5 separate regions of the Mus musculus genome follow, and all the other regions are linked to region 5. The links are chromatin loops, found by intact Hi-C in ENCODE. Cell type or tissue: heart. All regions are shown on one strand.

What was found. Peaks named below come from ENCODE experiments on the same cell type or tissue, not always from the same donor. Only the 100,000 strongest peaks of a DNase experiment are listed, where the experiment ranks them.
Region 1: it touches region 5 in a loop (6-fold over the local background); 31 of 42 quality-filtered maps call a loop at or near these places.
Region 2: a loop joins it to region 5, with 6 times the contacts of the local background. A loop is called at or near these places in 39 of 42 quality-filtered maps.
Region 3: it touches region 5 in a loop (2.4-fold over the local background); 3 of 42 quality-filtered maps call a loop at or near these places.
Region 4: it touches region 5 in a loop (3-fold over the local background); 12 of 42 quality-filtered maps call a loop at or near these places.

Annotation. Positions count from the first base shown.
Region 1 is chr15:52,456,512-52,461,511 of GRCm38, forward strand. No RefSeq gene overlaps it. Among named protein-coding and RNA genes, the nearest start is that of Gm41322, 14 kb to the left of the region's middle. In heart, a CTCF peak has its summit at 2,521 (motif pointing left); no DNase peak of the experiment used is centred here.
Region 2 is chr15:51,909,826-51,914,825 of GRCm38, forward strand. The region is part of intron 1 of Gm34678 (a long non-coding RNA gene); the gene reads right to left. Among named protein-coding and RNA genes, the nearest start is that of Gm34678, 6.1 kb to the right of the region's middle. In heart, a CTCF peak has its summit at 2,088 (motif pointing right); no DNase peak of the experiment used is centred here.
Region 3 is chr15:52,018,444-52,023,443 of GRCm38, forward strand. No RefSeq gene overlaps it. Among named protein-coding and RNA genes, the nearest start is that of Aard, 19 kb to the right of the region's middle. In heart, a CTCF peak has its summit at 1,960 (motif pointing right); no DNase peak of the experiment used is centred here.
Region 4 is chr15:51,693,812-51,698,811 of GRCm38, forward strand. No RefSeq gene overlaps it. Among named protein-coding and RNA genes, the nearest start is that of Gm34562, 44 kb to the left of the region's middle. In heart, a CTCF peak has its summit at 3,105 (motif pointing right); no DNase peak of the experiment used is centred here.
Region 5 is chr15:52,158,374-52,163,373 of GRCm38, forward strand. No RefSeq gene overlaps it. Among named protein-coding and RNA genes, the nearest start is that of Aard, 120 kb to the left of the region's middle. In heart, a CTCF peak has its summit at 2,590 (motif pointing left); no DNase peak of the experiment used is centred here; H3K4me3 peaks cover 712 bases; H3K27ac peaks cover 686 bases; H3K27me3 peaks cover 245 bases.

The DNA.
Region 1 (5,000 bases), 300 kb after region 5:
GTCTAGCACACTTCCCACTTTTCAGCAGCAGCCTTTTTCTAAGGACCTAGGAGACTCCCTGTCTCTTTTCAGCGGGTGCTCATTTCAAGTGGACACAAACATAGCAGAATTCTGTCTCTGGAATGATGGCCAAGGCAATGTACTTGTGTCCTGTGGCTCTGTTCCGCTGTATGTCACAAGCACAGGCACACATTTCTTTCTACGGAAGCACAGTCACAAAGAAGAGAAATATTGGAGAGTTAGTTCAAGGTTCGTATTTATTAAGGCAATGCATTGCACTTGTGTTTCCTTGCCTGAGATCTGTTGTCCTTCGTGGGGCCTAAGAGTGATGAGAAGGAAGGTACCTGTGTTGGTTAGCTGTGCTTGCAACCTAGTAAAGAGCAATAAATCTTGAGTCAGGACATGCACTGTTGGCTGACGCCTGGACCTGCAGAAGGCCACAGTTCTTCATGTGTTTACAGTGCATCAGTCTGTGGACCATGCATTCAATTCTCTTCTTTCAGAACTTAAATGTTTAGCTATCTTCTGTTATGCTTCCTTGGTTTGTTGTTGTTGTTGTTGATTTGTGTGTTTTTAGAATGCCAGGAAGTTTAGATAACTCAATTGTTTGTCTCATTTCCTTCCTTCCCCCCTCCCCCTCCCCCTTCCTCTCCCCCTCCCCCTTCCTCTCCCCCTCCCCCTCTCCCTCTCCCTCTCCCTCTCCCTCTCCCTCTCCCTCTCCCTCTCCCTCTCCCTCTCCCTCTCCCTCTCTTTCTCTCATCTTCCTTTCTTTATTTCAATTCCCATGGTACTATTAATCATAGAAAACTTCCAAATTATGTGTCAAAAGTACCTCTAAGAATTGTATACACATTCCATTCAAAACATATTTTTATATTGCTTTCTGGGGTGCTATCAATTCAGTGCTTGCTGATTCGTCCTGAGCAACTTCTACTTTAGTTTTACTGAGATGTCTATTGAAGGCTTTGAAAATACAGTATGTGCAGCCAAATCCAAAATGTGTAATAGAAACAAACTCAAGGAAGGAATTTATTAAGGAGAGAAAAAAAGTTGATCTCTCAGCTCCGTGAAGATTAGGAAACTAGTGCTTTCTTTCATCCTGAAGCTATATATCAGCCAGATATCGTTTTATGTAAAGCCTACCATGCATGAAGCCACTCATGTCAGGGAGCTGGGGGGATGATGCAAATTTACAGTTTTGTGCTATTTGAACATTATACATTGAGATTCAACATTAACTGCCCACTCACTGGCTACTCTTTCTTTGTACTTGCCGCAGACAAAGGAAGTCATTTGTTAGTCAGTAGTTTTCTCACTCTATGTATACAAAACAAACAAACAACAACAACAACAACAAAACCCTCCAAATATCCTCCTGATCTTGCTCATAGGATACTGACTGTGTCCCTACATGATCTAACTTGTGGTTTTTGTAATTGTACAAACTTTGTAATTTTCTAACACTGTCCTCTCTCTTACTGCCATCAGAATGATGTCTCTACAAAACCTAGATAGGAACAGGGCTCTGCCATGATCTGTCTATGTTTGGATAGGAGCAGGGCTCTGGCCTGATCTGTCTATAATACTGGATAGGACCAGGGCTCTGCCTTTTACTTGATCTTTCACAGCTCTCCACTGATCAAAGAAGTTCAAGCAGAAATGTTTTTGTCGAAGCATGGGGGAGACTGTCTCAATCTGGTCCTGGTTTGTTCGTCCTCTGCCCACATGCCTGGCTTCACATTAGCCAGACAACTTCTTCCTTCACAGCACCCTCTCCTACCTCAGTTGCAGATTCTTCTAATCTCTAGGTTAGACATTAGGTTGAGATTTTCCTATTCCAACTCCTTGCCTGTCCCATTTCTAATCGTCTGTATTCTTTATCTTCTACAACAGAGATGCTAACATGTCCTGCATCTGCCCTTTCTGTATCAACTATCACTCATCTATCATGCCTTTAAAAACCTCTGGTACCTAAACAGAAGACTTCCTAAAGGGCCTGAATATGTCTCATCCATGGTTGTATTCCTGGCACCTAATTCATGGTAGGAACGACATACACATTTAATGGAAGAGGAAATGAATGAGCAAAGACAAGCATGGTAGAAAAACCAGGTGTGTTAATCAGAGGCAGGTTTATTGACCCACCACACTAATCCTTGGAGAAACTAGCATTCCCAGTCAGGGGCATATTTAGGACTCTTTTCTGACAGTTTCCAGGATTACTGGGCTGGGTAAGTTAAAAGATATTCAGACCACCTTGAACTAAAGAGGCTGTGTCATCTTGCAGATCCACTTACAGGGTCCAGCAAGACAGTTTTTGAAGCCACCCACCCTGACAGAGGTGGCCATGGGAGAATCGCATCCAGGATTGCAATTAGAGCTAGAGGAGAAGAGGAGGAGACAGGGGTCAGTGAACCAATCAATAATCAGCAACTCCTCCCCCACATCTGCCAGGAGGGAGGCTGAAGCTATCTGCTTGAGGATGGCTCTCATCTTAGGCGGTGCACTCCTGCCATCTAGTGGCTCTGTCACACTTTGCAAGCATGCCTTTAACCGGCATGGCTTCAAGGGCTGAAAAATCCCAGAGCTAGATTTAATGCACTGCTCAAACCTGGAGTAAACTCACCAGGAAGATGCACAATACTTTTGGGGTTTCTTTGTCACTGACATTTAAGAAAGTCTTTATGGGTGCTGACTAGAAATGAATCTTTCATGATAGTATTAGTCAAGGCTAATATCAGATATGAACACTACCTTTTATTTAATGAGGAAATAGGATGTGATTTTTAGCTTAGAGTTAAATCAATCTCTCTCTCTCTCTCTCTCTCTCTCTCCTTTCCCCAAATGGTCCCAAATGTGTTACAAACACTGCCTAGAGATTGTCTTTTTCCCCAGCAGCAAACTGGATAATTGCAAAACAGAAAGGAAGAGCTGACTATGGTGTAGCTGAGGCATGCCAAGATAGTCAGAAATGACAGTGTGGAGACTTAGCAAGGGAAACATTTCAAGGACCAAGGCTGACAGGAGATGAAACTGCCTCAGGCTTCCCAATCCCTCAGGGAAACTGGCAATCTTATTGCTTTCTTCTTCTTCTTTTCTTCTTTTTTCCATGGCGCCCCAAAGGTAATTCATTAAAATATTAATAGCTTCTGTTTGCTCTGGGGCAGTGAACTGGGACAGATCCAGCTGTACAAGAAACTAACGATATGGGCAAGATACAGATCTTGACCACGCACACTCTGTGTCTGAGAAAATCCATCCTGTAGCAATTTGGAGACAGCCAGGAAACAGCTAGCCTAACCTTCAGCAGCAATATTTGCAGATAAATGGCCTCAGGCACAAAAATATATCACACATATGTGCATTAAGTATCAATACAAGTTCGGTTGTCATGATATAAAGTTAATATAGAATGTTTCATAGAAATTATTGCTAATATGTAAAAGCATATTAAACTTATAGTAACCCTCAGCAAAATAACCAAGCAATAAGGGCAAGAATTTTTAAAAGATAGTGAGAAAGTTTTCAGGTTATATATTTACAATGTCTTCTATGGAAATGATCCAATTATTTACATGGTGTAGCTTTTCACAACTGTAATGTGACCCTCTGATGAAACTTGCTAGGCACAAGTGTTTTACAAACATTTAATCATCTCCTAAGACTCTGGCCTTTTTTTCTACATTCTATGTCGAAGCAGGTTTGTTGTGTTTAGATAAATGTGTGTTATGTTAGGCTGTGGTTATTATTAAAATCAATTGCTAAATCACACACACACACACCCCAAACACACACACACACACACACACACACACACACACACACACACATCCATACACACACACACACATCCATACACACTCTTTCCAAGGAAACTCTTATGTTTGAAATACTTGTCTCATTGGATCAACACAAAATTATGACATTAAAAACTACCTTAAGGTTAACAATTGCCTGAGAAATAAGATTTATATTAATCATTTAAATGAAATTTCAGGTCTGATACTTACACAGTGTGTGGTGATTTGAATATGCTTGGCTCATGGGACATGGCACTATTAGAAGGTGTGGCCTTGTTGAAGTAGGTGAGGCCTTGTTGGAGAAAGTGTGTCACTGAGCAGGCAGGCTTTTGAGGTTTCCTCCTGTGTGCAGCCTCTGCCCAGTGTGGAAGAGAGCCTCCTTCTGGCTGGCTGTGGAAGACAATCTCCTTCTGTTGCCTTCAGATCAAGATGTAGAACTCTTGGTTCCTCCGGTACCAAGTCTGCCTACACTGCATGCTGCCATGCTCCCCACCATGGTGATGATGGACTAAATAAACCTCTGAAACTGCAAGCCAGCCCCAAAATTAATGTTTGCCTTTATAAGAGTTGTCTTGGTCATGGTGTCTCTTCACTGCAATAGAACCCAAACTAAGACACGGTGTATTCATAAAATAACACAATGGGCCCCCAATGTGAATCAATCTATCTATCTATCTATCTATCTATCTATCTATCTATCTATCTATCTCTCCATTTCTCTAGCTATCTATATCTATCTACTATAAATCTGTTTATCTATAGTGATATACAAGATATGGATATAGATAGAGAGAGATAGAAAGAAGTTATCTGTGAGATGGCTCAGCAGGTAAAGACATTGCAGTGCAAGTCTGGTGACCTGACTTTGATCCTAGGGCAAACCGGGGCACATGCATATCCACACTTGCATATCATATGCACACATGCAAATAATAATAATAGTAATAATTTAAAATTAATTTTTAAAAGAACATATTTGTTGTTGGAAAAATTACCTATGTTATCTTTCAGTTCCAAATATTATTAATATTATTTATGTTTTAAAAGCCAAGACACAGACAAAACCCCTCTTCAAGAAAATTTCATGTTTTAAGATATGTTAGCTATTCAGTTTAGGAAAAAAAAATCTTAAGCGATTTTATTCCTAAAGAGTTCTACTTCCCAGCCTTAAGTAGAATGATAGAAGGAAATTCTCATAAG
Region 2 (5,000 bases), 250 kb before region 5:
TGGATTGCTGATGGCTTCTGGAGAAGGGAGGGTCCATTTTCTTTGATGGTTTCTTAGTGCCAGCCCAAGTCTGCTGTTCCCCTTGGGATACCCAGTAACCATTGTTGTGCCCTTGGCTGGACTGGAAGGAGTGAAGCTTTGACAGACCGCTGGATTAGATAGCATCTTCGGCTGGTGTTAGTCCATGAGCCTTCTGGAGATGGGTTTCAGTGAAACAGATCTCTTTATTGGGCTGAACAAGGGCTATATAAATCTAGGGGAGTGAATAGGGGTTTGGGTGGGTGAGTATATATTATTGGCTGGTGCCGAGGTGCTGGGAATGGTCCATTTGCACGAACAGGAAATCGGGGTGCTTGCTGGGCACGTCTTTACAAGGCAAGAAGAAGTTGAACCTTTAATCTGGCCACCAGGTAACCTGACTACCCCAGGGGTAGTGGAGGTGCAGGTTGTAAGGCTACATGTGCTGGGACATGCCGGCTGAGAGCAAGGAGGAAGCAGTCCTATTCCTGTTGGGTTTGGACACATACTGACCTCACTCTTGCTTTGGCCTGGCACCCCTGGTGGCACAGCGTTCTTCCTCCACATCTTAGTTTGGGTCTTAGTGCCATGAAGAATCACCATGTCTATGGCAACTTTTATAAAGGAAAACATTGCATTGAGGCTGGTTTACAGTTTCATCATGGCAGAAAACATCACAGCATGAAGACAGACATGGTGCTGGAGAAGGAGCTGAGAGTTCTACACCTGGATCCAAAGGCAACAGAAGGAGACTGGGCATAGTTTGAGCATAAGAGATCTCAAAGTCTGTCCCCATGATAGCACACCTCCTCCAACAAGGCCACACCTCCTCTAATAAGGCCACACCTCCTCCAACAAAGGCCACACCTCCTCTAATAAGGCCACACCTCCTCCAACAAGGCCACACCTCCTCTAATAAGGCCACACTTAATAGTGCCACTCCGTATGGGCATTTAAACACATGAGTCTATGAGGGCCATTTCTATTCAAACCACCACAAATGGTGCTCCTGGTAGGTCGACCATGCTCCAGTGGCTAGCCTCACACCAAGAGAATGAATTAAATAGATGGGCTATTTTTTTTTAATAAAAAGGAAAACAAAGAATTGAGAGGCATGGGGAGGTAGAGGTGGATCTAGGAGGAGTTAAGGGCAGGAGTTGGGGGCGAATATGGTCAAAATACATTGTATAAAATTCTCAAAGAATCAATAAAAATGTTTTTAATACAAATTGCAAAAAAGACCCCACCCCATAAACATGTATGCAACAAAAATTAAACAATAAAACCAAAATCTGCCCTTGATCTTGACTATTGGAACTGTTAGAATTTTGGGGTGTCAGGACTAGATATCATTTGAAGTTCAACAGAATTATAATATCTCACAAAAATGTAATAAAATTAAATTGTATAATATTAAAATAATTGTAATTACACAGTGTATACCAAAGACTCGTTTTTACATAATTTCCATTTTGTGCTGCTATGATAAAGGTACTTGCTACGGAGTCTGATAATTTGAGTTCAATTCCCAGGATTCTCTTGGTGGAAGAAGAAACTTACTCGTGCAAGCTGTTTGCTAATCTCAGTACCCACACATCGCTTGCGTTTTCATGTTCTCATCCAAGACCCCACAAAAAAAAAAAATAGGTGTTAAAAGAATTAATAAATTTCAAGCCAGTTGGTGGTGGCACACACACTTAATTCCAGCCCTTGTGAAGCAGAGCGAGGGTGATCTCTGAGTTCGAGGCCAGCCTGGTCTACAGAGTGAGTTTCAGGACAGACAGACAGTGCTACACAGGAAAACCTTGTCTCAAAAAAAAAAAAAAAACAACCCAAAAAATTAATAAATTTCAACTTTAATATTCAAATATCTTGTATCTTACATCTTGATGTTTGGTAGATGGCTTTTTGGATGGATTTGTAACCAAAGATTTATCATTAGATCTTTCATCCTTTGAGGTTCTTTCAACAATGCTGCCACATAAGGTTAGGTTTTATCTCCTTCAAAAATAAGAAATTACCTATCTGAACCTCACGGCATTTTTAGAGATACCTCATCTCCGCCCCTAGGGGGAGCTCCAGCCTCCCCTACGAATCGCCCTGTCACCATTCTCTTATTTGTAACTGTACATTCAAGACGAATTCAGAAGAATCTGCTAAGCGCAAATTTCAGAGTATATTTCTCGATGTATGGATCTTTTGACCCAACAGCCATCGCAAGACTTGTCCAAGGTTTCTGCTGTTTGGAATTATACCCACTAAAAGAGTCTCTGGTTGGATGTTGCCGTCCATATGAAGTGGACATGTTACTTAAGTTCTTAGCAGGTGCCAGGTGTAGTGATGGAGGCTTGGAATGGAGCAGCAGGCAAGTGATAGAAGTTGCATATTTCTTGACATATGCACGCTTGTGTGTTTTGCTAGCTCTGCCTTGGTCCATTGAAAGAAATCTTAAATAAAGGTCCAAACTTAGTAGGCTTGCTAAGCTTCCAGTTTCCTAGCAATGGAAGGTGTTCTAAGTCCTTACCGTTTTGGCAAGGATGGATACTTAAATATACATTGCCATTGGGGTTAGCTTGTATCGCGTATCTCCTGGCTCTCATACACCCTGGACAAAGCAAATTGGCTAGGGGGAGAGCATTTGTTCAGAAGAGCGCATCCTATGGGTTGGTGATATTGTGGTTTGTTCTAAGCTTTATTTAGCAGAGGCCTTAATCATCAACTTGGACCTATCATATTCACTCCCTTAGAGTTTTAACAGTGAGGTATTGTATTTGTTTGCCATAGCTGCTACACCAGGTATAAGAGACTATGTGGATTAAATAACAAATGTAATTTTCTTACAGCTCCAAGTGGTAAAAGTTTGACAACAAGATGTTAATAATGTTGGTGACTTCTGAAGCCTCTTCCCATGGCTTGCAGAGGGCCACCACCTCCCCAGGTCTTCACTTCCCTTTGTGTGCACCAATCATGTCAGATTTACACTCTTATTTTTTATAAGGACCATGTGTTAACTGAATCAACCCTTTAGAGACCCGGAGACCCTATCTGCAAACACAGCTACACTCTGAGGCACTGGGTTGAGGGCCTCAGCTTATGACCTTGCAGGAGTAACGATTCAGCCCATAGTAGACACAAAGAGAATGAGTCCCTTGGTGAAAAGTAGACATTGCCCTATATGAAGAGAGCGCCAAAAGAAGCGAGAGCTTTTATGAGTTGAAAATGATCAGGAGTGAATGTATAAGCCATGTTTTAAACCCATCTCAAACAGCCTTCTTTGAGTTAATACACATAAACTACTTGGTTTCCTGGCTTGGGCAAATCTATTGGCTAGAACCACAAAGGCACAAGCAACAGTAGGAAGTGTAGACAAGAGGGAGGTCAAACAGAAACACTTCTACAGACCAAAGGGTCAAATCATAATCAGACCTAGTTAAAAAACTCAACAGTAAGAAAACAAATCATTCCATTAAAAATGCAGAAAGTGGGCAGGAGAGATGGCTCAGTAATTAAGAGCGCTGGGTGCTCTTCTAAAGGATCAGATTTCTATTCCCAACTCCCACATGGCGGTTCACAACCTTAAGTAATTCCAGTTACAGAAGATCTGAAGCCCCCCCCCCCCTGGCTTCCTTGGGTACAAGGTACATCCACGATGCGTTTATATACACGCAGACAAAACACGCATACATAGAAGATAAGACACAAAACTTTATGGATGGACAAAGCATACGAAATGGCATTTATTCAGATGGCCAGCTGGCACATCACTAATCCTTAGGCAAAGGCAAATGAAGACAACCATAAGATATCACCCCGCAATGGTTAGAGAGGCTTTTATTTAAAAGATGAATGCTGGGCCCACTAGCTGATAGTAAAGGTGACTGCTTCCTACCCTAAGGACCTGAGTTCAAACTCTAGGCCTCGAATGACGGAAGGAAATGTATGCTTGTTGTGTGTCAGTTTCTTTGTGGATGGCTGCCTATATGCAGCGAGGGTAGGTACAAGACAAAGTGAGAGCCCGTGATTGGGCAGTGGAAAAAGAAGGGGACTGAGAATTTTAGAGTCTAGGACAGAGGGACAGAGAGGAGAGGAGAAGGGAAGGAGAGGAAGAGATAAGATGGAACCTAAAGGAGAGGAAGAGGAGCTGGACCCACACAGTCCTGGGAGCCATAAGTGTTGGGGATTTCTTAGATAGATGACTAACTAACTAATAATTCGGATGCATCTACCCCATCTAGGTGTGTAGCTTGTGTTTATATCAATTGAGTTGTGAGTTCATTGTGCGGGTGTTTTGTGGGTTGAGAATTTACTAATATCAATCTGACTGATATTTTAAAAGCCTTTAGAGTTTTGATTTTACCAGGTTCCTGGGATTTGTGACTGCTAACCACAGGGAATGGGAGCAGAATCCACAGCAAGAGAACCACAAGATAGGTGGTCGCTGCATGGGGCTAGCCATGAAGGCAGTGAGATCACGGGGGCCAGAGAGTAGCTGGCGCTAGCTCGGGATGGTGGCTTTTTAAATATTTCCCGCTACATTTCCTCCTAGGTTGAAACATTTCATCCTGTAGGGAAGATCCTTAAGCCAGAGGGTAACACCTCAAAATAGTTTCAGGAAGTCCCTGAAACTCCCAGATTTCATTAGGCTCCCTCCCTCTCGGAGGAAGCAATATAGTCAAACTGCAAAGAACCCTCTGAGACAAGCCAGGCTGCCTGGAGGAGTCAGACAGACTGACTCCCTTGGAAAAGGGACTCTCCAACCTGTTGAGCTGCCCGCAGGCTGTGCAGTGCACTCTGGTTTTTGTGAGCTGTCACCTTTGCTAGTAGGCCTGGGTGATGAGGCTGTCTTTGAGTCATTTTTGATGCTGTTAGTCACCCTTCACCTACATTCCTGTAAGTAACCCTCAGAACTCTCATTGGTTCGCCAAATTGGACTTCGGTGATGCAGGGACTCCAGCTAGCCCGAGCATGGCAAATATGGCTCT
Region 3 (5,000 bases), 140 kb before region 5:
TATGGGAGATTTTGCATTGTGCCAAGACTTTTCAGGAATGCAGACTGGAGAGTTTGACAGGCAGTTATAATCTAAATCAATAAGATTTTTTTGACAGTATTTATTATTAGTATGACACCCAAGAGGAGAAGCGATAAGTGTTCCTGACAGATTTTTGGAAGTCTTCACACAGTAGGAGGGCCTGGCTACTGCTGTGTGGATCAGATGTTGTTAGAACAGTTTGGCTTTCTGTCTGGATTATTTTCTTCTTAGATGACATGTTAAGTGATAAGAACATTTCGATTGGCTTGATAGCTATGTGTTTCTATTGCAAATTAATATGTGGCTCTTTTAGTTTATCAAAACAACAGGCAAAAGCTATGGGGCATTACATCACAGCATTAGGTAGTGGCTCAGAGCAACTTTCTCTACTACAGCATCTCTCTGTGCATTTGACATGAAAGTGGATTAATGGTCTTTCTTTAAATACCAGTGCTACAGATAGGCTTTACCTTAGACTTTTAAAAATCATCACCAGATTCGGCACATTTCTATTTGAAAAGAAAAGCTATTAGCTAATAATATTTTCACATGCTATTTTAGTTATTTAGTACCTCCTAACAGATATTTATGATTCTTGGAATGTAAAATGAGCCTTTGTCTTTGTAACAAGTGCTTACGATTATAAATCTGGGAGCAATAATTTTTTTAACTAAGAGACATTGTAGTGATATGTTTAATAGTAACAAGGATCAGACAGTATTATTAAGGATCAGGTGAATACATAAAATAATGCTACCCATGATTAAAATTTATCTTGATTCACTTCCTAAAAATTATTCTTGGTATATTTCATTCTCTGGTAGTTTTATTATAATATTCTATGAATATCATTTAGCTAGGTAGGCTATTTCATTAATAAAAATAAATTCTACTAACCCAGGGCAGGAAATAATAAAGCTACGTGTAAGTTTTAACATATCTGGGAATAAATGGTAAAATTAATCTAAAAAGATGCCAATAATGAAATTAAATTATACCAGCTAAAGAAAAATGTGAGAATCCAATTAAAAAGAGTTCCATTCTAAATCAGAGACAAGGTGGACAAGCAGGGCTGAGTTTCAAATGAAGAGAGATTTGAGGTCAAATCCATAACTAAAGTTTATGGGAAGCTAACACATCTTCATTTCTATTCATCCTAGCTCTGAGCTTCAGCTAACATGCCTGTGTTTTATGATGGATATTCTCTAGAATGATAATAGAAGGTATGGAGAACCACTTTGAAGAAATGCAATGTCACCTAGGTGAGTGAAAGAAGACAAGTTGGGTGGACAAGAGGGACCAAGTCACTTTCGGACAGTAGCTTATTAATAAAAGCCCATTAATAAAATATGAGTGAGGCCTTAAGAGAGGAGAAGCTGTAAAGAAGAGGCAAATCGCAGAAGCAAGTAGTTTGAGGGAAAAGAGTCAGGCTGGATGCCAGAGAAAAGATGTGGCTTTGCAGCTCTGGTCCTAGCTCAAGCCCCAGCTTCAGCCTTTGCCAGTTACTTAACCACTGTAGAGTTCATTTTTCCTTACACGGAAATGAAGAAACTAGCTCGAGCGGCGTTGAAGGCAAAGGATGTGTCATGCAGACGGAGTGCTTAGACAATACTTGGCATAAAAAAGCTCAGACGCGATTGAGATCTTGCTGAAGAGCGGTTGGAGAAAGACTGGTGAGCCATGAGTGGGCTCTTGAATCAAGGTGATTTGGATCATGACGGTACCTCTTGGATCCAGAAGAGGGCTGGGATGATTTAGGGGAGATGATTAAAAAACAGCTTATGACAACAATCTGTTGCCAGAAATGGTATAAGTAAGTTTTTAAGGCTACTTGTTGAATGTTGAACCCTGCCCTGCTAGCCTGGGGGTGGGGTGGGGAGGGAGGACGTGACACAAGGTATTGTGTTTATTTGAACAGCAGGGGGCTCCCAGTCACTGGCAAGCAGTAAGCACAAGGCTCTGTTATTTTCTGTCTTGTGCCCAGTTAATGGCTATTGCTTGTGAGTGAGCTAGCACTCATCTGGTGCCACAGTTAAAAAGAAGCTGTGCATTTCTATAATCACATTGTATGATTTTTGCCGTTAAGTAGATGAAGTCCATTGCATACTATAGAGTGTATCGCAATACTCATGTATGGAACTTACTGTCTATCTTTCCATTCCAGAAGCAGATTATTGGATGCTGGACTAGACCCCATGGAAGAGGAAATATGCTTGCATCAGAAAGTTAGATTAAAGACAATATGCTAATATAGGAAAGGGGAAAGTGTGGGAGCAGTGAATGTAAAGGAAAGATGTAACGGAGGAGGCTGTACCCCATCTGGGGACTTATAGTACTCGTTAGAAGAGGGCAAAAAAGAAGGGCCCTCAACGTATAGGGTCAGTATGTGTAGCAAATGGGGATGCAAAACGTCCAAGAAATGTTCCAGGTGCCATCTGTAGAAGCGTAACAATGGACAAAAAGAGGCCCACAAGGAGGGAGAGTGTCTTGTGCAGACTCAAAGACCAAGTGAGGATAACACAATTCTTCTGGAGGGTCTAAAGCTTTTTCTGATAAGGCTGATAAAGGTGAGCTAGAAGTGGTGGTATCCAGACAGAAGAAGCAGCTCTTTGAATCTTTCCCAACGGTGACCAAGAGATAACTCTGTGCATAACTGCACACAAGTATGAAGGCCTAAGTTCAAATCCTCAGCCCCCACATCTAAACTTGAGTGCAGCTGTAATTGTCTGGAACTCCAGTGCTGTAGGAGGTGGAGGCCGTAGGGTTGCTGGGGCTTGCCTTAGCTACCACACCAGATCCAGGTTCAGTGAGAGACCCAGTCTCAAGAGTGCTGCAGACCCTCTGGGCCCCTTTGTCTGCGTGGAACGGGTCTCTGGTTGCGGGTGGGCAAAGCATCGGATGAGTGACAAACAGACGCACACAGGAGAGTTTGTGTTGGATCTGAATGTAATTTTTCAAATTGAACATCAGACTTTTTATGCAGAAGACAATAAGGAAGTTGGGTGACATACCTGCAAGGTACAAATGAGGTAACCGGATGCTTAATGACTCTTACACAGAACAGAGGAATGAAAACGCAAAGACTGGCAGGAACTGGGCAATAAAATAACTGAGACAAAGTCAGCCCTATCTAAGGTCAGCTATAGTCTTAGGAGCCAGGTGTGAGATCTTTACTCTCCTAGGGCAAGGGCTTTCACACCCAAGTCATGGTTCTAACTAGGGAGTTCCATTCTAGCTAACCATCTCATGAATAATGCAATACTCTAAAACCACAGCCCGATCTACTTTTTAAACCATTGTAAATTCCTGTACATGGGAGCGACTTGGCTTTTATTGATAGTATAATACCAGAGGCTACTCTGAATGTCACTGTCTAGCTCAAGGACGTTCTAGGACTGTTGGAACACTGAGGCTTTAGCTATGTCAGAATTCAATCTTAAAAGGCACTTATAATAAGATGATACTGAAAGAGAGCACGTGGATCCATATAGTAGACTAACGTGGGAATGGAGAATTAAGAGAACGCCAGACTCCAGGAGGAGAGCTTCCTTGAAACTCTTTTCCTCATGAGTGACTTTTAAGCCTCTCAGCTTCCGCTGACTCGACCAGAGTGCGTGGCACAAGAGATTAATGTGGAGCATGATAGAATGGCATACTTGACCTTGTCTCTCTGCCCTCATGACATCAATCCCTTCCCATCTAAGCCTCGGGGAACACGGAGCAGAAAGAATTTAAGAACGGGGTTGGGAGAAGTTTGTGAGATGCTATCTTCTGCACCTGACATATTGTCACACAGAATTTACAGCAGCTGTGGCTGCCTGCGTGAGATGTGCACAAGATCATCATCAGTCAGCATTCCAGCACTGATGTTGGAGGGGCTCCTGAAGCTACACTCTTACCAGAAGAGCTATTGATCATTGATGACCCTCCATTGTATCAGGAATAAATTAGGTGCTACTAATAGACACTAAAGAAAAAGTTTTGCTAAACTATTAGAAGTTGTATTCTTCTCATATGTAAGAATTGGACCGTTCTAAGAAGATATAATAATTCCTGGTTCTTTTCACAGATAGGCTGATTTCAGTGTTTTTTTTTTTTCTTTTTTTTTTCTTTCCATTTTTTATTAGGTATTTAGCTCATTTACATTTCCAATGAATGCTATACCAAAAGTCCCCCATACCCACCCACCACACTCCCCTACCCGCCCACTGCCCCTTTTTGGCCCTGGCGTTCCCCTGTTCTGGGGCATATAAAGTTTGTGTGTCCAATGGGCCTCTCTTTCCAGTGATGGCCGACTAGGCCATCTTTTGATACATATGCAGCTAGAGTCAAGAGCTCCGGGGTACTGGTTAGTTCATAATGTTGATCCACCTATAGGGTTGCAGATCCCTTTAGCTCCTTGGGTACTTTCTCTAGCTCCTCCATTGGGAGCCCTGTGATCCATCCATTAGCTGACTGTGGGCATCCACTTCTGTGTTTGCTAGGCCCCGGCATAGTCTCACAAGAGACAGCTACATCTGGGTCCTTTCGATAAAATATTGCTAGTGTATGCAATGGTGTCAGCGTTTGGATGCTGATTATGGGGTGGATCCCTGGATAAGGCAGTCTCTACATGGTCCATCCTTTCATCTCAGCTCCAAAGTTTGTCTCTGTAACTCCTTCCAAGGGTGTTTTGTTCCCACTTCTAAGGAGGGGCATAGTGTCCACACTTCAGTCTTCATTTTTCTTGAGTTTCATGTGTTTAGGAAATTGTATCTTATATCTTGGGTATCCTAGGTTTTGGGCTAATATCCACTTATCAGTGAGTACATATTGTGTGAGTTCCTTTGTGAATGTGTTACCTCACTCAGGATGATGCCCTCCAGGTCCATCCATTTGGCTAGGAATTTCATAAATTCATTATTTTTAATAGCTGAGTAGTACTCCATTGTGTAGATGTACCACATTTTCTGTATCCATTCCTCTGTTGAGGGGCATCT
Region 4 (5,000 bases), 460 kb before region 5:
AGCCAAAATAAACCTTTCCTCTATTTAAGTTAATTACCTTAGGTATTTTGTTACAGTAATGGAAAGATGACAAACAGGGCATCCACACATCAGTGCCTTCAATAAAAGTTATTCTTGAGTTAGTGTATTGATGACTAGGGTTTTTATCTCATTGAAATCTTTACTTTAGGAACTACTCCAATTCTAGCCATGAGCAGCCACAACACACATATGCAGTCCTGGCTACTGAGAGTCTAAGGCCAGAAGATTACAAGTTTGTGGCTTGCCTGGACAATTCTGGAGACCCTCCAGATAGTAGTCAGCTCCATGGGAAAGTGGTTGTCTTGTTAGCCTCTGTAAGGTCCTGAGTTCATCCTTATTTCCGAAAAATTCATTTAATAATACTATATAGCCATTAAACAATGTGCTTATAAAAAACGTACAAAAACAATAGTAGGTGGCCAAGTAGCATCTAAAACTTCCTCTGGACAAGCTATTCTTCTCGTATTTCTCTGTCGTTCTGGAAGGTAGCTCATGGTGCCAAAACAAAATATCACATCAGACTGCTGAGCTTAACACAGGTTTATTTCTTGTAGTTCTGGGCTCCAGGAAGTCCAGGTGCCTACAGACCCAGTTCCTGGTAAGGATGCTTCTTGCCTCGAACGTGAAGTCTACGTTCTCACTGTTTCCTCATATGACCTATCTTTTGTATAGGTAAAGAGAGAACAAAGGTTTTTCTCTCCTGTAAGGTCATCAGTCCTATTGAGTTAATAGCATCATTCTATCCCCAGCATCTTTCACCAACCACCATTGCAGTAAGGGTCAAGTCTACAGTCTGGTGAGGTCACAGGAGAGTATAATTCACTTCACAAGAAATATCCTTATAGCTAAACCTCAGCCATCCAAAATCACTTCAAGAATCCACACAGGAAGTCTTCAATGGTTCAATATAACTGCCCCCAAATAAAGAAATATTGACTTTATAAAACTCAAGATCATTTTACATAAGCTAGAAATAAACAGATCGCTGTTAAATAGTAGTACAGTCCCAGCAGGCATGGACACCACAGATGGTGTCTCTAAAGAAGACCCGGGCACATCTATATAGAATACAAAGATAAATCCTTGTAGGTGATAGGTAGTGAAAAGTCTTCTAAAGGAAATACCACAGAATATTGCCATGCTAGAGATCAGCAAATGGCAAGGGGCATAAAAAAATTCACACAGCTGTTTGATGGAAGAATATTTCAGAGAAATATTTCAGAAAAAAAAAGAAAGCCTGCACTTGGGCTACTTGATGAAGCACAGAGAGATGCATGGCTAGGTGTAAGTATGAGCAGGGGAGACAGGAGGTATGCACAGGGCCAGCCCAGCAGAGTCCTTAGGCCTTTGAGGGACTTGGGCTCTTCATCTGAGTAAAAATGGGTGCCATTGAAGATGGAGGAACACGGTCTTACTTAGCAGATGGTCACTGTGACTCTGTGCTTACAACAGGCTCCACTGGAACAAAAGTGGGAGCAGAGAGAACAGCAGCTAAGGAGCATTAGAAAAGGCCAGGGGACAATGGTGGCTTGGACACCAAGATAACAATAGGTATTTGAGAAGTGGTCAGACTCTGTACATGTAACTGGTCCTCTCTATCCATGGGCTCTATCTCCATGGAGCCAAACAGCTTCAAATGAAAAGTATTTTTTAAACCCACAAAAATCACAACTCTCCTGAGTGTGACTATATTTGTGTTATTATTTCCTCCAAAATTTCAGCTTCAGGACTACTCAGATGCATTTAACTTGTGTTACAAAAATCCAGAGATGTTCTACTCATTATGAGTCTATCTGGACATCTGTGCAGTCACTGTGCAGCTTTGTAGCTTTGCACAGTGGATTTGGAATCTGAGAGCAGGCTCTGTGTCAGTGGGAAGGATCCTGGAAACAGTGTACTGAGGATACCAAGGGACTGTATCCTGGGGGTTATTTCATTTCAAAGACAGACCACTTCTCCTCCAGGACTTAAAGAGATGTCATACCTGCTTTCTTAAATGCCTAGTCAGGGATTTAAGCATCGTCCACAGTCTTCTGGGAATCAGAGTTTGGCTGTCCCATATATAAGTATGGAAAAATAAGGGGTTTGGAAAAATACACCTTAAAGAGTTGCAAACTTGGACTTGAAAAATACCATGTGCTAAGTGGTAAGTCACGTATTCAAGAACTGACTCTATGTCTTGAATTTTATTTAAACCCCCAGAGGTCCTAAAGGTGAAATCTGTTGTGGGGTGTACCCGGCCTCATCTCTTCCTAGCCTTCCTCTCCACCCTTGTATAATAGTCAAGCTTTTGCCAAGAGGAAAGACAATTGTGCAGCCAAACACAGTGTACTCTTTGAAGACTTCATCCCACCCTGTGTCTCCAAGAGCCACAGCGCGCGCACCTGCCTAACCGAGCCTGTTCGTGGGTAGTATTCCAGCATTAAAAATTCTGGTATCAGTTCTATTCCTATCTGGTTTCGGGCCTCTTAGTTCCTTTTTGCTTAAGGACCACTCTGGCTACCTGAGAAAGGGAATCCTTTCCTCCAGCCCTAAGCCAGGACTTCAATAGTTTTAACCAAAGTTACAGTCTAAAGAAAAAAATAATAATAAACACACCCTCATGTTGTATGTCTTCCATTTGCAAGCATGTGCTAAAATGGATCAAGCAGCCAACGGGTTTAGTATTTCAGAGGGAAAAAGTTAAACACAAAGAACCATTCTAGATAATGGGGAGGAGAAGCGACTTACTATAGATGGTTGGCCGGCTGCCATTCTGAGCAGTTTTACATTTTTAAACAGTACTTACCCAATGCTCTCCTTAATCCTATTAAATGAAAACTTTTTCTAATTTTAAAATTAAATTTCCTGTATTTCCTGATAGGCTTCCAAGTTAGCCTCCTTCCCGCCTCCTCCCTCGGTCCCTCGATACTTCTGTAAGAAGAGGGGCATTAGCATCCTGGACAGATGCCAGTTGGCACTGTCGCCCTCAGCGTCCCTCGATGCCCCTGAGGTTTTCCACTGAGTTCAGATTGTTTTCTTACTTCCAGTTCTTGGGTATCGCCCTGTAGCTTGTGGCTAGTGGCTGTGGCCTTTCCCCCCACCACATGGGGGCGCACTTCAGTCATTTACCTTTAAGAGCCTAACCTTAGCTCCAAACCTTTCTAATTACTCCATCCCTTCTCTTCTGTGGAACTGGGGAGTTGAACTCAGGGCTCCCTGCAAGGTAGGCAAGTTCTCTCCCACTGAGCTCAGCCCACAGGCCCTTCTAACACCCATCCTCAACACGCTTGCATTTATTTGTTTATGCCATCTTAGAATAGGACCAAAACCAGAAGTTAAAATAAGGACTACCATCATATGGTATGTTAACACCAAACCAAAATATTAACTCTATGGTAAAAATTACCTTGCTCAGTGCACACAAAATGGTGACTATCTGGTGTTACTTCGAGAAAAATTTTCAGTGAAATCATTATTCAGCATTTGCCACTTCGGTTTATTTGCATTCCGAATTAAAGGTTATCCTCATAGGTGTGTGTAAGGTCCAGTCAAGCAAACACAATGGTATCTGAACTTATAATGTCCTACTTGTAATGCGTTAATTATGCAAAGGTCCTGGTTAAAATTTCACTGATACGGTCCATCTTTCCTTTGCCACTCGCTCCTGTGGCAAACTGAGAGATATCGTACCTTAAATCTTTTCACTGGACTTCCCAGAAGGTTAGGAAATTCTGTCTCCATATTTTTGTTTTTGTTTTTAAAGTGTTAAAAATGTTTGGGAATGAGAGACACAGTATGGCAGGTTACACGAGAACGACTTCCATAGATTCGCATATTCGAGTCTTTGGTTCCCAGTTGGTAGACTGTTTGGGAAGGGTTGATTAGGAGGCGAACTTCACAAAGGAAGTGTGCCGGTGCAACATCTCTGCTCCTGTTCCATCTCTGCCCGCAGCTTACAGATCAGATGTGCGCCCTTGGCTGCAGTTCCACTGCCACGCCATGCCTACCTGTCGCCAAGCTCCCTGCCATAGTGGTCATGAACTAGCCCTCAGAAGCTGTAAGCAAACCCCAATGAAATGTTTTATGTTACAAATTGCTTTGGCCACGGTGTCTCCTCACAGCAAAAAAAAAAACAGTAACGAAGACCTCGTGATTCACTTTTGGAGACAGAAGGACATAAAGTACCACCTAGTTTATAAACCTAAACCTTTAAAATTCTTTCTCCAGCCAGGTGTTGTTGCACGTGATTGTAAAGCCAGCACATGAGAGGCAAAGGTACAAAGATCAGGAGTTCAAGTCTAGCCTTGGTTACATAAGGATTTCAAGGGCCTAGCAAGAATTAACTTTGAAATAACATTATTTGTTTTCAACATCTCATATTTTAATAGTGGGCTGGTGCTATGGCATAAGTCATAACCCATAGCACTACCTCATTACCTAAAATCACATTGAAGTTTAATCTCCACTCTAGTGCCATTAAAAGGTTGGGGCTCTAGAGGACGAACGTGATGAAGGTTCTCCCTTCATTACACCCTACAAAACACCCTTCAGGACCAGCCCCTTTCTTTCCCTTCTGCCTTCCGTCACATGAAGTGAAACAGAGGAGGTGGGGCCTTCAGACGTCAACCCTGCTGCTACCTGTGCTTGAGTCCCAGCTTCCAGAAGTGTGAGTAGGACATTTCTTTCTTTTTTTTTTTTAATTTTTTTATTAGGTATTTTCCTCATTTACATTTCCAATGCTATCCCAAAAGTCCCCCATACCCCCCCCACTCCCCTACCCACCCACTCCCCCTTTTTGGCCCTGGCGTTCCCCTGTACTGGGGCATATAAAGTTTGCAAGACCAATGGGCCTCTCTTTCCAGTGATGGCTGACTAGGCCATCTTTTGATACATATGCAGCTAGAGTCAAGAGCTCCGGGGTACTGGTTAGTTCATAATGTTGTTCCACCTATAGGGTGGCAGTTCCCTTTAGCTCCTTGGGTACTTTCTCTAGCTCC
Region 5 (5,000 bases):
TGAAAACAAGAGTCTAGCATAACTGTCCTCTGAGAGGCTGTACACAACAGCCAATGGAAACAATGTGGAGACCCACCGCCAAACAGATGGAGCTCAGGGAGTCTTGTAGATGAGTTGGGGGAAGGATTGAGGGACTGGAAGAGGATAGGGACTCCACAGGAAGATCAACAGAATCAACTAACCTGGAGTCTCTAGGAAGAGACTGAACCACCAACCTAAGTGAGAACAGGGGCTGGATGTAGGTCCTCTGCACATATGTAGCAGAGGTGCAGCTTGGCCTTCATGTGGATCCTTCAACAACTGGAGTGTGTGCGGGGAGGGAATGATGCTGTTCCCCTAACTGGTCTTCTTAGTCCCATCTCAATGGGAGTGGATGCAGTGACTTGATGAGTCTGGGTGGCAGGTGATACCAGGAGGGACCTCCCCCTTCTCAGAGTAGGAGGGTACTGGGAGGAAGGAGGGTGAGACATTGGGCTGTAAAGTGAGTAGATTAATCAATTAAAAACGAGTCAGCCACAGAATCCTACACACACACACACACACACACACACACACACACACACACACACACACACAAACTGTGATCTCAGAGGCTGTCCTGGTGGAGCTGGCCACTGTCATGATTTGTCATGACCTCCTTTTGCAGTCCTACCTTTGGGCTGCAGTCTCTAGGGAAGTACTGGGTGTCTATTGAAGTGTCATCCCACAATCTTCCTGGCACCAGACATGGGCTCTCTTAGAGTCTTGTTCTTCCTCTGTTCTGCTCCTGGTACTTCTAAGACTTGGAATAGGATGATAATAGATTATTTTGGTATTGATTTTGGGTTATGGATGAGTCATTTCATAGGATAACCTACTTTATATGAACCAGTTTGGAGAGTGTTGTTGAATTATCTAGGATCATGTTAGAAACTTTGTAAAATATAAAAGATGGATAGCATAAAGCATTCCTTAGGTAGCTAGCTTTCAGCTGTGGAAGCTAGGTTGTATAGGAAGGAACTAATTAGAATAAGGAACGCATGCATGCTCTATTTCCAGTTAGTATAGAATGTGCACTCTAGTTCCTAGCAAGGCCATCATCTTGCATAGTTTGGATCTTGATTTTAAAAGTCACGAATAAGGAGGAGTTCAGGGCTACTAGAATTCAGAAGTGGGCATCGGGAGGGTCTTCAGTATCTAAGGAAGGCTTCCCAACAAAGACTTAGGTGGATTTCTGAGGCCCAGTGGCCACTGAATGAGCAGAGAGAACTCAAGGAGGTCAGCCAAAGCCAGGTAATCATAGAGTCACAAAAGTGAGGGGAGAGTGACAGACAACAGAAGAGAGGGCACTCTTGGCAGCGCAAGAACTCTAATTGGTCGATAGAGATGATATGTTAAACAATGACCAGTGTGTTTACAATACCTTCACTGCTAAGCAGGGGGTACTTGAACAGGATTCTGTAATCTATCATGCCCATTTCCCCTTACAGAAAACTACCAATGATGACACGGTGTGATAGATTCCCGTAAGCCACTCAGAGGTTTTCAACGGCTTTCGATTTTTTTCAACTATGTTTCGATACATGTTAGAGAGAATTCATGGTTGTGAGGCAAGTTTACAAATTTTTCATTCTGTACTTATTTAATTTAATACATATAGATTAGTCAGCTTTATACTCCTAGGCAGTAGAGCAATCTGTGATGGGGACACGGCCTTCAGGGAGCTTCTATTCTTTAGAGGTTATTGACTCATAAATGCTCTGACACAGGAAAGTCCTGGATGGAGAATGCCAGCTAAATGGACTTGACAGTTAGCAAAGGGAGGGACTCAAATTGGAAACTGAGGGGAGTAGCGTCATCACCAACCTGAAGAGATGCAGGCTAGTGCTTGAAGCAGAAGGTAATAATAGCTCAGTCAAAGCACTGGGTGCGGCAGCCATGGCCAAGGGCTTATGCCTGCTTTCTGGACTGTTGCCATAAACAATAGGGACTCAGTATGGAAGGAAAGTCAGGACTGCACTGGGCTGTGAAGCTGTTTGTGCTTAGTAGCGATGCTGTTATTTGAAAAGGAGTATGGGAAAAGCCATCCAGTAAAGGGACTTGGGAACCAAAAGGCAAACTTAGCACCCTTTTTGATAAACTAACCAGTCTGAGAGGGCATTTAGAGCAGATGATATGTTCAATAAGCCAGCAATTTGGTTTGAAAGAGAAGACCCAAACTTCCTCAGGGACGGCGACTCCCCTGCCGCGTGCCCACAGCAAGGAGTCGAGCAAACATTGCTCTGGGAGCAAATGCGGAGTGCTTTCCAGAGAACAGGTTTCTCTTTGGGGTATAATTATTTGGCCCACTTAATAGAAGTCGCAAGCAGGCCAGCCCTTGAAAAATAGGGCTCGTTCCTCGTTTTAGCAGAGCTTGAACAAAGGGAAACTTAAAATCAATTAGAGGGAAAGAGGAAGCCTATTTCTGTCCTTCTGGAGACAAAAGATGAAGCACAATTGGTTAAAATTCAGAGGACTAAAAATCTCTTGGGCGGTTGGGGGAAGTATTGGAGAGCTGCAGAGGAGACACAGATCCAAACGCAGGCTCGAGCTGCCATCTAGTGTTGGGACGGCTGCTGGCACGCCAGGCCCAGCTGCTGTTTCTGCCTGCCGGCTCAAGGCTCTTGGGTTTCAGAAAGATGCATCAAATTACTATTTATTATTATTGTTATGCCTATTGTTATTAAATAATTACTAAGTTAAACAGGGAGTTTAACACTTCTTGTCTCCCAGGAATTAATTTTCCTCCTGACAGCACGCAGTCCTCAGTATTCAGTTGCCTCTTGTTTGAAGGAACAAGGTTTAATCCTTTGGCAATCTAACTAGGAGCCAGCTCAGCTCCGAGGGAACCACAGTTTGACCTTTGCAATCGTGTTGGAAGGTGGCAGTCTGGATCATTAACCTTGTGAAAGGTCCTGGTGTATCTATAGGCTCAAGCCTCCTCCTGAAGGGAGATTTCATGGTGAAATGCTGTTATAGAGCCTGTAGAGTAGTTTTGTCTCCTCACCAGACTCTTGTTTTATTGAATTGAGGTCTCTCATATTGGGAAGATAATTGGCAATTCAACAAATTACCTTTATTTAATTAAACAACTAATTTACTGCCAATCTGATATTGATTAGAGGCCCTGGCTGCCAATTACTTGTCCCACCCCTGCCCTGTTACTGGAAATTACAAACCTTAACCAGGCTTAGCTAATATTGTTTGTAGCCTAAAGATGGGAGCTTTGATGTTCCACAGCTGCTGGGTCTCTATCTCACTGCGGCGAAGCAGGCAGCGCCTGTGAGGCTCTGGAGATGCTTAACGTGGCCTGCCAACTCCCACGCCCACTCTGAAGCGTGGCTCTGGAGCCCCTGACCTAGATGGCTGACTCAGAGTGACTGCAGCGTCCTCCTGTGCCCCAGCCTCTGCTCTCAGCAGCAGGTCTTTTCAAACAGAGCTGTAGCGTGAGTAAACAGCCCTGAGAGGAGCCATCTGCTCGGTTCCCATTTGGACATGAAAGCGAACCTGATCTTACAGACCTTTCCAGACACCCGGTGGCCCCGCGATCTCCCCCCATCTAGTCACTGCAATACTTTACTCTTTTGTAAGGTGGGAATACAGGCATGCTTTCCCTCTACCTTTTTAAAGCCGACAGAGGAAAATAATCCTTAGAATTAAAGCTGTCCTTTGTTGTGCTGTGACATCCTCGTGACAGGTGGTGGCATATGAAAGGCTGAGGGACTGGGCAGGGGATGGAGTGAAACACATTCCTCAACCACAGGGCAGGATCAGGGGACATTGCTGTGAAAGCCCTACTCTGAATCTTCTCTTAAGGCGGGGCAGATCGACAGGGGAATAAACAAAGGAAAAATTCAGACGTTATATGTGTTTCTATTGTGGGTGCTGGAGTTGTCTGGCGTAAAGAAGAATTAAGGGATGGGGAGACCTCTCTTAGCCATTTGATGAACATTCTTCTATTTTCCTAAACATCCATGTCACCTTTAGGCCACTCTTATGTTCTTCTCATCTTCCTGTCCAGTGCCCAGAAAAACACAAACACAATTTAGGAAGCTTCCAGTTCAGTGCTCAGTACAAACAAGGCATGCAGCAAAGGCTTAGCCCATGGTAGGTGGGCAAGAATTTTTTAACTGAATCAGTGCATTAAAGTATGCGTGTCAGAATGTTTGATGAGACGAATAGTTGACTGTATCAATAAATCAGGAAAGAGAGTAACATTTATCTAGTGCTTAATCAGAACAAAGGGTTGTTCTAGCCAAGTCGTCTCCTTGGAAAAGACTATTGTAAAGATCTCCCGACAGAAGTGGAATCAGTCCAGAAGGCTGTGGAACTGACAGACAGCCATGTCCTCTCCTCAAGGTCTTTCTCTTTCCTGTTTGTCTGCTTTGCTCTCCTCTTTCTGCACCAGTCTTTCTTAAGCTCCACTCCACATACTTTCTGTCTGTTCATAAATTATGCCTGGCTAAGACTTTGCTGCTTGCCACAGCAGCAAAATGGACGTTAGCTTCTTTTGACTTTCTTGTTCATTGTTAAATATCGCATTGTCCCCCTTTCTAAATATATATTCCAGAAAGAAGAACTTCATAGGCCAAGCTTGCCAATGTATTTACTTTTGAGCCAGGCCATTTGGTCTTGGCTGCCAGCTCGTCTACGGAGCACTTGCTTGTGTTGGGCTCATTATTATGGGTAAGTAGAAAGTAGGAATGCAGGTCACCTACATGACACTCAGACATCAAGAATTGTGAGAGGACAGGCTCTCTTTGGAGGGGATACACAAACTGTAAACATATCTAGAAACCCAGGGCGTAGTACTTAGCAATAGATGAAGGGCCAAGGAAGCAGTGTGCGCATCACTTTGAGGGGTTCTGCGCAGGAACTGCTTGGTGGAGGTGACTGAACACGGGGCATCTCAGATCTGCCTGATGACTCTGGGGCATCATTATGCTGGCTGCAAAGCTTATGCTTCTCCGAGCTCTGCTCTC